Linked DNA regions of Homo sapiens: region 2 is linked to region 1. Evidence: chromatin contacts called from ENCODE Hi-C data. All regions are on one chromosome and are shown on one strand. Each heading gives the region's core, a stretch centred on a gene start or an enhancer-like site at or near the end of the contact. The rest is flanking DNA. Distances are from core to core; before and after follow the strand shown.

Evidence for each region. Hi-C counts contacts between places; a loop is a spot of excess contacts on that map. Pooled maps may share reads with other maps.
Region 2: a loop to region 1 is called in a map of CD4-positive, alpha-beta T cell, with 6 times the contacts of the local background. The contact joins the promoter of ATG12 here to the promoter of SLC25A46 in region 1. A Hi-C loop is called at or near these places in 2 of 168 maps with a recorded cell type or tissue (CD4-positive, alpha-beta T cell and naive thymus-derived CD4-positive, alpha-beta T cell), 1 of 37 single-sample maps with no recorded cell type and 10 of 50 pooled maps.

Annotation. Positions count from the first base shown.
Region 1 is chr5:110,735,605-110,741,988 of GRCh38, reverse strand. SLC25A46 (solute carrier family 25 member 46) reads right to left here and starts at 2,982. Exons shown (of 8, transcript NM_138773.4): 1 at 2,587-2,982. The coding sequence starts at 2,869. It also overlaps a transcript of TMEM232 not described here. RefSeq lists enhancers at 644-1,143, 1,144-1,645, 2,890-2,959, 2,970-3,099, 3,350-3,399.
Region 2 is chr5:115,840,315-115,846,842 of GRCh38, reverse strand. It overlaps ATG12 (autophagy related 12), which reads left to right and starts at 5,278. Exons shown (of 4, transcript NM_004707.4): 1 at 5,278-5,453. The coding sequence starts at 5,291. AP3S1 (adaptor related protein complex 3 subunit sigma 1) reads right to left here and starts at 4,908. Exons shown (of 6, transcript NM_001284.4): 1 at 4,737-4,908. The coding sequence starts at 4,805. RefSeq lists enhancers at 4,062-4,271, 5,262-5,311, 5,322-5,621, 5,010-5,911, 5,915-6,415 and silencers at 4,362-4,551, 4,652-5,031.

The DNA.
Region 1 (6,384 bases), core at 1,733-4,232:
ATTTAGGTTTAGTCTCAAAACAATTTTAAAAAATTTATTTTATTAACCTGCTGTTCATTTAAACCTCAAAGTCAAATTCTGATAGGGGCCAGGTAAATAATTTAAATGAATGAAGGACTCTGCTGGGGTCTGTGGCAAATTGCAAGGTGTAGAGTGTTTAAAGCACAATTACGCTTTCACTCCAATTCATTGTTGCCACATTAGAGTGTGGGCCCAGGGTTTTGAAGTTGTAATTTTTTCAAAAAAAGATATTCTCATTTTATATAAAAGCTTCCAATTTTAAAGTCCTGGACAACTATTTCAAAAACTGTTAACACATTGTCTTGGCCTAATGAAACAAATATCCGGACAGAACCTAAGGGCTACCAGTTTTCAGCTTCTGATTCCAATCAAATAAAAAATTTTCCATGGTTGGCCGCAGCTGATATTCCACCTGCGACTTTACCTCTTATGCTGTAAAACTAGTTATTCACTGTTACTGACGGAGAGCACTTTATTAAACCAATAACTACAAGTAAAGCACCTCTAAATTATTAACTTGAAAGGGTACTTAGGGATAACCAAAATGGGTAAATACAGCTCTCCCCCATCTCTTCAAGTTTTAAATAGTTTGAGGCTAGCTGTTTAATTAATTGGAGTAGGTTACTGGATACCTAAATGCTACTACAGATGGTATGTCTGTTATGTTACTGGAAAAGTTCACAGCTGGGAACATTCCTATGCATATGTCAAAAGAGAAAAGCCTTTCTTCTTGACTAAACTCAAAGTCATAGTGGTGAACTATTACAACCCCAGGGGACCAGACATCAAATTCTAACTATAATACAATATTCACAAGTTACAATTCTTTCTCTCCTCTTCTCTTTCAAGTGAAGCAACTGCCCTCACTATTCCCTTTCAATCAGAACAAGGCCACCTAAGCATGTTCCTGGGAAATTACGCAGTTTACCCTAGAAAAATGTATAAGCTAAATAGAAAGCTTCTTTTACCCACCTACGGTACTTTTACCTTAGATTTTACCTTTTTTTGTTTGTTTTGAGACGGAGTCTCGCTCTGTCGCCCAGGCTGGAGTGCAGTGACGCGATCTCGGCTCACTGCAAGCTCCGCCTCCCGGGTTCACGCCATTCTCCTGCCTCAGCCTCCCGAGTAGCTGGGACTACAGGCATCCGCCACCACGCCCGGCTAATTTTTTCTATTTTTTAGTGGAGACGGGGTTTCATCGTGTTAGCCAGGATGGTCTCGATCTCCTGACCTCGTGATCCGCCCGCCTTGGCCTCCCAAAGTGCTAGGATTACAGGCGTGAGCCACCACGCCCGGCCTTACCCATTTTGTATGTATAGATCATCCCCAAATAGCAACAGAAAATGCTACTAGCATTTTCTGGAAGGTGTTAGGAAGGTTTAATCTTGTTTACTGTGTAAGTCTCTTAGGTGTCTATCTTTGTTGCAAAATTAACATTCACCCACCTGTTAAGGCTGCAAAATAAACCCCTGCTTGTGTCAAGGAACTCCTCCTCATTGTAACCACCAAAGCATAACTTTAAACCGGGAAGAGTCAAAAAGCTAATTGTATGACAATTAGCTAGGTAAGTCATCTATCTTTCTTCACATCCTCATTTACTCACTAGACATTCGTTAGTCTGTTCTTCTTAGTTAAATATTATTGTACTTCCAAGTCAAAGTCGAGGAAATAAGAATAAAGCTGATTTCTACAATAAATTTAATATTAATACCATTAATCTATTATTCTAACAATTCCAGAAGAATAGAAAGAGGTAGCCATTATTCACATTTTATGAATAAAAAAGGATGTTGAAAATATCTACATCATGCAGTGTTGCAGCTTTTCTGACATCCCATGGAGAATAATTATGTCATGATTCCGAAGTCCTATCTTGAAATTGTATCAGTGTTTCTAACTTTTATATGTAGTTTTTAGGTCAGCAGAAGGAAAGCAGAAAGGAAAATTATAGGAAGGAAACTTTCTAGACTGGGGATCTGAAAAGCAGACAAAACTCCTGTGTTCAAAAAGGAAAAGGAAGGAAACTTTTTTTTTTTAGCCTATGTGTCCCATACAGGATTCTTCTACACATCTTAAAGATGAGAAAACTGAGGGCTCACAGAGGTTAAGTTGTTCAGATTACGAGTGGCACAACCAAGTTTGAACCCAAGTATGCTTATGCTGAAAGGCTTCTCTTTTCAGAACACAAAACTACAAGTAAACACATTAATTAATTAATTAAATCAAGAAAATAGAGCTGCCAAAGTGAATCAGGGAACAGTTAATAATCCAATCTCCTTTTTAACTCAGACCATCAGTTGAGACACCAAAACCTCTAAAAATTCCTGCTATGCACCCCATAGCTAAGGCAGATGTCTTTTTTGGAGTTGATCCAGGAGAATTCGTTTGTGAGGAAGAGGAGGCCAGCCTCAGGGGCAGAGGACCAAAGGAGGGCAAAGGGTGTGGCGCGCGATAGGATGAGAAGGAATAGGAGGCGGGATCCTCTGCGCCGCTTCCGGGGTCTGCAGGCCGCAAGCCGCGGCCCCAGTAACCCCTCATCCCTGTGTCGGTCCCCATGCTTCTCACCACTGCTCTGCCCCTGCACACTGCCGCCGCCGCCACTGGAAAAGGGTTCCTCCGTGGGGCCTTCGTACGGGGTGGAGGTGGTGGGCACGCCGTAGGGCGGGCTCTTCTCGCCCCAGTGCAGGTTGCGGCTGCCGGGGATATCTGGGGGAGTCGTCACCCAGTGGCCCAGGTCCGACCCGGTGCTGAAGGACCTTGCAGGGAAGGCGCCGCCAAAGCCCTGCTCGTCCCGGGCACCACCCCGGTAGCCCAAGCCATCAAATCCGTCCGGGCGCCGCGGATGCATCGCAGCGGGGGCAGGATGACGCGAGCCCGCCCGGAGCCCACCACCACCGGGGCCACCACGACCTAAGCACACACAGCTTCCCGTCGGCCGCCGCCGCGTCAGGGGTAAATTCTGACAACCGGAAGTCACGTTGGAAACCCGGAAGTCTTCGGAGCACGTGATTATAGCCTCTTCCGGCAACCATTAAAGGGCACGGTTGCTAGGGAGACGCGGCGGTAACCTGGACCTTAAAAGTTTGTTGTCGTTAGGGAATAGGTGGGAATATGGTTGTGGGATTAATGAAACACAGTACCAAAGAGATTCCAGAAAGAGAACTGGTGTAGGAATAGGGCCTGCATGGGAGGAGTTCAAAGATGCTTCTTGGAGGGAGCCGATAACCCGCGGGTGGAGCCTACCCGGTGAGATCCCGGCCAGAAATACCCCATGTCACAGCTACGCCCCAGATCTCAGTGTTTTCTCACGGGCCTGGTGCCTCGCCTGCTCCGAGGAAGCTAGTAGAGGTTGGAGTTGTGGAGGGTTAATAACGTTCCACCTAGCTTTGTCTCCCGCACTTGGGGTTTTGGATCAAATCTATTGAGAGATATGGTACCGCCCAGTGAACGCGAAAGTACTGTGGACCACCAGAGCAAGCATTTTAAAAGTTGAAGTGCACGTCGGGGGTGAAAGAAACCCACGTACTCGAATACTGTCCTCCTGGAGTTAGAAATTACGCGTTTTCCTTTTCTAAGGCTGTAAAGAAACTATAGTTTTCTGTCGTATTTTTTTCTGATGTGTCTAAATCACTCAGGGTATTGAAATCCCAGTTATATCGTTCAAAATTGGGACCTCTAATTGAATAACTGAGAGGACTACTGTAGAGCGTCCCCTACTACCTGTTTTCATTAGCTCCACGGGCTCTTGGGCCAGGCTCCCTCCCCAGATCTGAGGAAGACTTCCATGGTTTCATCCTATGTTCCTTCAACTCGTTGGAAGCCCAGGATTCCTAGAGCTTTTCCAAGAGAACTCTGACGTGCAGTTCTCGATCTTCCAGATGCGAACCTTGATTGAGAGTGATAATCAACTTTGTTTTGATTGAACTGACATTTTTTTCTGTGGTTTTATCACTTTTTATTTTTTATGGGTGTATAGTAGGTGTATATATTTATGGGTTACATGAGATATTTTGATAGCGTACATTAAAATGTATAATTAACATTTTTAAATAACGAATTGACATTCTTAAATTTGATTGCGATGCAGCTTGGGCAAAGGTGTTGAGTCTCTTGACTGTATAAAATTTAAATGTCCATATAGTAAATTTTAAAATATATAGTAATCACAATTGAAAGGCAAATCACAAACAGAAAAATGACATTTTAACATGGTTTAAACAATGGAACAGTAGCTTTAATGTACAAAGAGTTCATACCAATGAATAAAGGCAAATCAGAAATATGAGCAAAGGACATGTAGAGGCAATTCATACAAAAAAAGGAAGTGTAAATAGATAATATCATATAAAAAGTCCTTTACTAATTGAAAAAAGGTAAATCTTAATTATCTTTCACGTATTAAGGTGTTTAAAAGGGAAAATGCACATTGTCTTTCCAGGTGAGAAGAAAGTAGCTTTCATTAATTTCTGAAGTGATATAAAACATAACTTTCTGATGGAGAGCAGTTTGGCACTATGTATCAAAAACTGTAAAAATAACCATATTTTTTGACTCCAAAATCTTAGAAAACAAATATAGGGGTTTTTTACATGTTTCTGGCATGGATAACATACATATGTTTATGGCATGCTTGCTCATAATAGGAAAAAAATAAGCAGGAATGCAAATATCAAATAATTATTATTGATTAATAATTTATTATTTAAAGTGTATATCCATACAGTTGTTTAACAAAAATATATTTATTAAGCACCTATCTCGTGTCAGATACTATTTTAAGCAATAAGGATAGAATGATAAATAAGCCAGACAAGGTGCTTGCATTGTTAGAACTGACATTCTAGTTTAGGGAGACAAAGAACAGATAAATATATCCTGTCAAATATAGTGCAATGTCAAATAATGACATGATTGTATTAAAAAAGCCTAAGTGAGCAATAAAGGAAGCTTTTTTTTTTTTTTTTTAGAATAAGGAAGTCCTCTCTGAAGAAGTGACCTTTGAGCAGAGAACTGAATGAAGTGAGGGAGTGAGCCATTTGTGAATATGTGGGAGAAGTTTTCCAGGCAGAGCTGAGCAAGAGAAACGCCCCGATAGCAAACTAGGTAGCCAGTGAGAAAGGGTGAAAGTGATAGGAAATGAGAGCTGAAAGGAGGCTAGGTGCCAGATCTTGCAAAGCCTTGTCGGTGGTGAACAAAATTTAGGTTTTTTGAGAGTAGAGGAGTAATGTGACTGTATTGATGTTTTATAGGAATCCACCTGGCTCTGTATGGGGAAGAGTAAAGGCTTCCACCTACTAAAGGCAAGCAGCTGAGGCAAAAAATAGTAATAATTTCATCTCGAGTGATAGTGTAATGGAGATGAGAAGGGTTTAGAGTGAAGATGTTTATAGATTACATTAGAGATGAGTATTAAATGACATGAAAATATTCATGTTCAATTTAAAACATGTACAGTATGAACTTACCTTTTAAAAATTCTACTAAAGATACACAATAGAAGAATGTGCTAAAATGATAGTATTATGTCTGAGCACGGGCTTGCATAGTTTCACTTTTTATTTAATTGCTCTAAAAACTTAGCTTTTTTTTGTAAGAAGAAAAATTATTTTAGAAAAAAATTAGAGCAAATTTGGTTATGGGCAGACACAGCAATAAAGATCTTTCTAGATTACTAAATCTGTTCATATCATTTAATCAGTAGTCTCTAGAGCACTATGAAAGCTCTATCATCCTGTATTTCTCCAAAATATTTCTAAAATAATTATGCTGAAATCGTCCAGAGTTTATTGCTTCAAACTAGTTTGAGAAACTCATAACACAGGAATTAAAACATGAATTTATAAAGTGGCCAATGCATTTTATGAAAACAACAGAATGTTTGTATTAGTTTCTATTGTGGCACAATGAATTACCCCCATAACAAATTGGGCAGCTTAAAACAACATTTAATATCTCATAGTTTCTGTAATTTAAAAATTTCAGAGTGGCTTCGCTGGATAGTTCTGCCTTAGGTTTCCCATGAGGTTCTAGTTAAGACTTCTACTTGGAATGCAGTCATTTTAGACATGACTGAGTTTGATTAGGGCTGGAGGATCCCCTTCTAAGATCTCTTACTCAGACAGCTATAGAAAGAATGTCTTTATTTCTTGCTGATTGCTGTTAATGAGGTTTCAATTCCTTGCCACATGAAGTTCATAGAACATCTTGAATGTCCTTATGACTTAACAGCTGGGAGACAGACAGCAAGGGGGAAACACAATGTCGTTTATGACCTAATTACACCTCATCACTTCTGCCATGTTCTATTTTTTTGGAAGAGAGTCACTAAGTCCAACCCTGCACTTAAAGGGGAAGAGGATTTGA
Region 2 (6,528 bases), core at 4,029-6,528, 5.1 Mb before region 1:
ATGGAAGGAAACCAAATCGTATGGAATTTTCTTCTTAACAAAAAGCTGAAATGCCGTGTGTTAGTATGTGTTAACACCCTCATACTCAGGAGTGTTGATAATTCTATCTTGATCACAGACATAAGTTTAATTATCCCATCTGCCACAACGTCTTAATAGTCACTAAAAAAAGACATGAGTGAACATGGATGGATCTTTTTAAGGGATATTTTTAAAAGAAAAAAGAAGTTATCTATACTTTCAACACTTTGTATTTTTATGTTAAGATTTAAAAAAAAAAAAAAAAACGAGAAAGAAGAATCTTAGAGTTCCTCCTAAGGCTTGCATTTGGTTAACAGTTTAATTAAATACAGTTTATTAAAAAAATTGAGGCAACTCATATAGGTTAATTTGAAATTTTTCCTGCTTGCACTTAATATGTGTGTGGTGTGTACACACACATGCATACATACACACAGTATTTTATATCTGAAGAAACAACTAAGATAATTCACACAAAAGAAAGACATTTCCACTTTATAAAAGTAATTCACAGGCCAGGCATGGTGGCTCAGATCTGTCATCCCAGCACTTTGGGAAGCCAAAGCTGGAGGAGTGTTTGAGGCCAGGAGGTTAAGACCAGCCTGAGCAACATAGTGAGACCTTTTCTCTATAAAAAAAGAAAAATTTTTTAAAAGTAATTCACCAGAGGATACACTATGGAATCACAACCGAAGGGATTTTTTTGTTTGATAGCTATGTAAAAATATATTTAGTTTATAAAATATAAGTCTCATTAGTTATTTACAGTAATGCACAAATACTGTCAGGTAAGTATTAAAAGACTAAAGGTTACTGTTGTCAAGTCGCTGAAGCTAAGTATCAACTTAAAAAGACAAACCAAGCAAAACATTTGAATTTGTGCAGTCATAGACCAAGGATATAGAAGGCAAAAACGAAAAGGGATGCATTTTGAGTCCAGACTTGAATTTTTTTTTTTTTTTTTTTTTTTTTTTTTTTTTTTTTTGAGATGGAGTCTCACTCTGTCACCCAGGCTGGAATGCAGTGGCACGATCTCAGCTCACTGCATTCTCCACCTCCCCAGGTTCAAGCAATTCTCCTATCTCAGCCTCGAGCGAGTAGCTGCACTTATAGGCGTGCGCTACCATGCCTGGCTAATTTTTGTATTTTTAGTAGAGATGGGGTTTCACCATGTTGGCCACACTGGTCTTGAACTCTTGACCTCAGGTGATCCGCCTGCCTTGGCCTCCCAAAGTGCTGAGATTACAGGCATGAGCCATGGCACCCAGCCCACACTTGAATTCGTAATGTCTGACTCTAGCAGAATGAACCAAAACTTCTGTTTAGCAAAACAGGTGCGCAACTTCCTATTTCTCACATATAACAGCTTGGAGCCACAATCGAATCTAACAATCTATTACAGCATGAAATGGAAATGTGCACTGTTAAAGGGCAGAGATGAATATGTAAGTTGTTATATTTGAGGGAGATAAATGAGGAATGAAAATGAAGTGCAGTAGGATAAACTTGTTGGCAAATGGTTAAACATTTTTTAAACTGCTCAGTGTTAAACGATTACTGTTGGACTCAAACCTCAGCATCCTGCCAGTATATGGAATTGTTAGCTCAGTCACACCTCTAGATATTGTTTAATAAATTAAACTCAATATTTTTATTCATATTGGACATATACTTCTTAGAGACCCCTTAAAACAGAAACAGCTGAGTAACACATATGCCATCATTACTTTTATGCTAAAGGCAGAGATTCTTAAAACCTCTAGTTAGTGAAGGACTACATTTTAAGAGATAGAAGGAAACTCAGCAAGTTAACTAATCCCAACTCTATCCCAAGCTAGGAGATTCTAAATAAATGCATTTAGCAAAGAGTTAGAGAGTTTTCTATGTTCAAGACTCAGTGTTGACTGCTTAGAATGACAAAAATATACCTAAAATCTGATACGTTCCTTCAAGTATTCTATAGGATGGCTGCCACGAGGAATTATAGGCTGTGAACGAGAATACTGTGTCATAACAAAGATGAAAAAAATCCTAAAAACCAGGAGGAGGCTTTGAGCAAGATCAAAGGCTTCACGGAATGTTTAGGTGATGTTTGTGCTGGGCCTAGAACAAGGGGTTGAATTTGTACACGTGGCAATGGAAAGGAAGGACATTCCAGGCAGCAAGAATAGAATGACGCCCTACACAAACAGACACTTCCAACTAATGTTCCCTTACACAGTCTGCTCCTGCTATGTACAAGTTCCTGGGGTTCTTCAAACAGGCGCTCTCCTCAGGGTTTTTGCATTTGCTGCTCCTTCTACCCGGGATGCTCTTCCCCCAGATATCTGCAAGGCTGCCTTTCTTACCTCCTTCAAGTCTTTGCTCAAATGCCACCTTCTCAGTGAGAACTTACCAGACTACCCTATTTTAAACTGTCATCCTCTCACTCTCTAAGACTCTTACCCGCTTTATTTTTTTTTCCACAGCACGTAATACTATCTGGCATGCTATAATACAGCCTACTCCTTAATAGTGCTATGTTCCTCACACAAGAGCGAAAGTTATCTGTTCATCTTCAGATTTTAAAACAGTGCCTGCACATGGTAGGCATAAATTAAATTTATCCGTTGACAAACTGATGGAATGAATGACTGAAAAAAAATAACTGCCCTCAAAAAGGTTATGGTCTAGTGGAGGAAGCAAATGTATAAATAAATAATCTTAAATTATTCCTGAAAGACAAAAAAACACTCGGCAAAACCCAACTTATAGAAACTTAAAACACAGAAACAACTTCTCATACTCCACCTATAAACGGCCAGTGACCACCAGATTCTTCTTTTTATATCTTCTAGCTCTGTGCCCTCAGTGGCACTGTCACTCATACAATGGCCAAAAATGCCACCAGAGCTGCCACTCCTGCCAAAACTGCCACTTCCCACATTAACCGTCACTGCTACCTAGTAAGTGATGGTAAACAATACTTCTGTTCCCACTTTTGGACAAGGGAAAGACAGATTTCTGAGTTTCTAAATTAAATGCATTTTTCAATAGATAGTTAAATTATACACTATACGAGTAGTATACACCGATTACATGGATTAGCCAGGAAACCCACTATTTTTAATATTGCTTAAGTTTAGATATGGAAAAATAATTTTTTGAATTGTTTTACTATTGCAACATACCTTTTTTACACTGCAAATGGATGACACTGGCAAAATGGTTATGACAAAGACTCCTTCAATAAAGGCTGGTACTATATTTTAACAAACAGGTAAAGTTAATGGCATTTTTTCCCATTCGGGAGGATCAACTAGAATTTAATCTGGATTAAAGAATGATGTAGAATTTTTAAACAGACCATTAGTATTGAAGTTATACTAAATTAAAACCACACACGAGTAGCAGAAAATATTCTTTATAGCTAGCAAAAGCAAAACAACTGAAAAAAATGAAGAATAAGCTCAAGATTTCTCACTTCAACTAACACCTCCAGACTGCATTATCATTTTAGGCAAACTGACATTTTCACATTTACTTTGTAATGGCAAGATTGATTTCCATCTGGGACTTATCTGCATAAAAGTGTTAGCCTTGGCACAATTTCAAAATTGAATTGAAAGCTCATTTCTTGCTATAAGCAAAGTGCCACAATACCACACAACAGTTATACCTCACATTAATCCTACCACTGGGAGTCCAATTTTATGTGTTTCAGCTAGCGAATTCTGCCCTCAGGTAAGCACATAACTCTATAAAACCCTTCCTCGATCATCAACAAATCACTTATCTCTACTACCTTAATGCCTCCTGCACTTGTCCATACTAAACAGTATTTACACGTTAAAAGAGAAGTTCTACAAATGCTACTATTCTTCATAAATAGAAAAAAACTATAAATGAGGGCAAATTCCCATACGTGGAAAAATGCCAAACCAGAAGCTGAAATCATAACTTTTAGGTATAGAACCACAGCTCCAATCAGTCAACTACAAACGTCGCCGGTTACTTCGAGGGTAAATAATTTGCAGCCAGCTGGTAAAAAGCCTGATAAAAATATTAGGTCCTCACATATCTTCCTTTTCAATAAGGAGACACCTGAAAGTCACACTGGGCAGTCTGTCACGTATCGAAACATGCAGAAGAGAGACTGTACAGAACGTGCAGTTATCAAACGCAGGAAGCCAAAGTTCCTGTGCTATGAGAGGACCACAGTGAAAAACGGTAGCCCATCTGTCCAAAGAACAGAAAGAAGTCCACCTGGAAAGGATGGGAGTCGGCGGAGGGGGGCGAGAAGAACGAGTTCCACGCCGTCTTCCTCCTCCCGGGCTAACTGCAGCCGCGGGCGGCAGGAAGGCAGCCGCGCGGGGTGGGCTCTTGGGGACTGGGCGCAGGGCTCCGCGGCGCGGCTGGGCTGCGGCTGCCCGATCGGCGAGGGCCGGGCCCCGGGAAGTCTCCAGGGCCTCGCCCGCGCAGCCAGGAAAGCATGCAGCCCACCGACGGGCGGAGGAACCGCCCGGGCAAAGCCACGTCGGTGGCTGACCGCGCGGCAGGGAGGTGGGCACCCTGTCCACACCCACCAGGAGGCTGACAGCTGGCGAGCGCCAGGCGGCCGGGACGGGACAAGGGCCGCAGCGCGCCGGAGGGGGTCGCTCTGAGAAAGCCGCGCTGGGCGCTGCCCGTCGCCAACGACTCCCCCTCGCCCGGATCAGCGGCGGCTGGATACTCACGTAGGGCTGGTAGAACTTGGAGAGCCGCGGCTTCCCGTGGTTGTTGAAGATTAGGATCGCCTTGATCATGGCTGTGCCGGGCCGACCGGGTGGGCACTGGGGGCCAGGGCGGGGGCGGGCGCGCGAGCCTCGCCTCGTAATCTCGCCTGCGATCCTTCCCCACCCGCCCCCTCCCGCACGCGACCGCGCGCGCTCCCGAGCCGTCGGGCGGGGCCCAAGGGGCGGGGCCTGGGCGGGGCAGGCACTAAGGAAAGCGGAAACATTTCTAGGTCCGAGCCAGCGGCCTAACTGGAGTGTGCGCATTCGACCGAGCACAGACACGTTGCCCACCGCTCCTCTCCCGAGGTCTGTAGTCGCGGAGAAACACATGTTGCGTTACTAACGTTCAGAGGTCTGCGACAGCTTCGATTTGAATGACTAGCCGGGAACACCAAGTTTCACTGTGTAATTGCGTCCCCCTACTCCGGCGCCTCCTTTGCGACGCTCCCTGGAGAAAAGCACGCCCACTGCACGCGCTCAGTCGCTACTTCCGCTCTCGAGTGTCTCCAAGCAAGATGGCGGAGGAGCCGCAGTCTGTGTTGCAGCTTCCTACTTCAATTGCTGCTGGAGGGGAAGGACTTACGGATGTCTCCCCAGAAACAACCACCCCGGAGCCCCCGTCTTCCGCTGCAGTTTCCCCGGGAACAGAGGAACCTGCTGGCGACACCAAGAAAAAAAGTAACTGAATTTATTTCCGGGCAGAGAGGCGGGAGGTTCAGATTGCATCCGAGTAGGGGTGGCGGCCAGTAAAGAAGCAAAATTTAGAGGAGCGCCTGTCCTAGACCTGCATTTTGACCAGTCATCAGAAGAAAAGAAGTGTACTTTTTGATTTTTAAGGCCTTTAAGTTGAGTGTTAAAATACCATCTCTGTCTATCGGTGTAGGGCCTGATACTTGGCTGCCACACTTATTTTTATACTGTATTTTTTTGAGTTGGCCAGACTGCGAGCTCTTTGAAGGAGGGAGGGAGCTGAGTGGGGCGGGGGGAGGGGGGTCTCGGTAATTCCAGGTACTTAACACAGGAGCTAATTATTTGAGTAATGTTTTATGGTGGTAGGGGTGGTCATTGGCAAAGCCTGGATTAGAATTCATGCCTTCCAACTTAACTCGCTTTTGCTTTTTTCCCCCTCCCAGTTGGTTGTGAATTCACTCCTTAAACCAAAAACCAAATTCTTATGCAGAATGAAGACTGCTAAGGGAAAGCTAAAGGCATAGATGTTACCTTTTTAAGAAACACATTTTGGAACCTTTGTGAGTTATTTCATTGCTTGAGTCAGCTATCCTCAACCCTTTATTGCTTGAGAATGTTTCCCTTTGTAAAAGAGATTGCTAAAATTACGTGTTCTAAAGCACTCTGTTTAGAGTTAGAGTTGCCTATGGGAAAAGCAGCATATAAGCATCCTCGATTCAGAGAGGCTGATTTCGTCCTTAGACGTTTTCCCCGTTCTGTCTTAAGATGACAGTGGTCTCTGGCCGGGCGCGGTGGCTCACTCCTGTAATCCCAGCACTTTGGTAGGCTGAGGCGGGTGGATCACCTGAGGTCAAGAGTTCGAGACCAGCCTGGCCAACATGGTAAGACTCCATCTCTACTAAAAATATAAAAGTTAGATGGGTGTGGTGGCGCGCGCCTGTAATCCCAGCTACTCGGGAGGCTGAGGCAGGAGAATCGCTTGAACCCGCGAGGCGGAGGTGGCAGTGGGCGGAGGTCTCGCCATTGCACTCCAGCCTGGACAACAAGAGCGAAACTCCGCCTC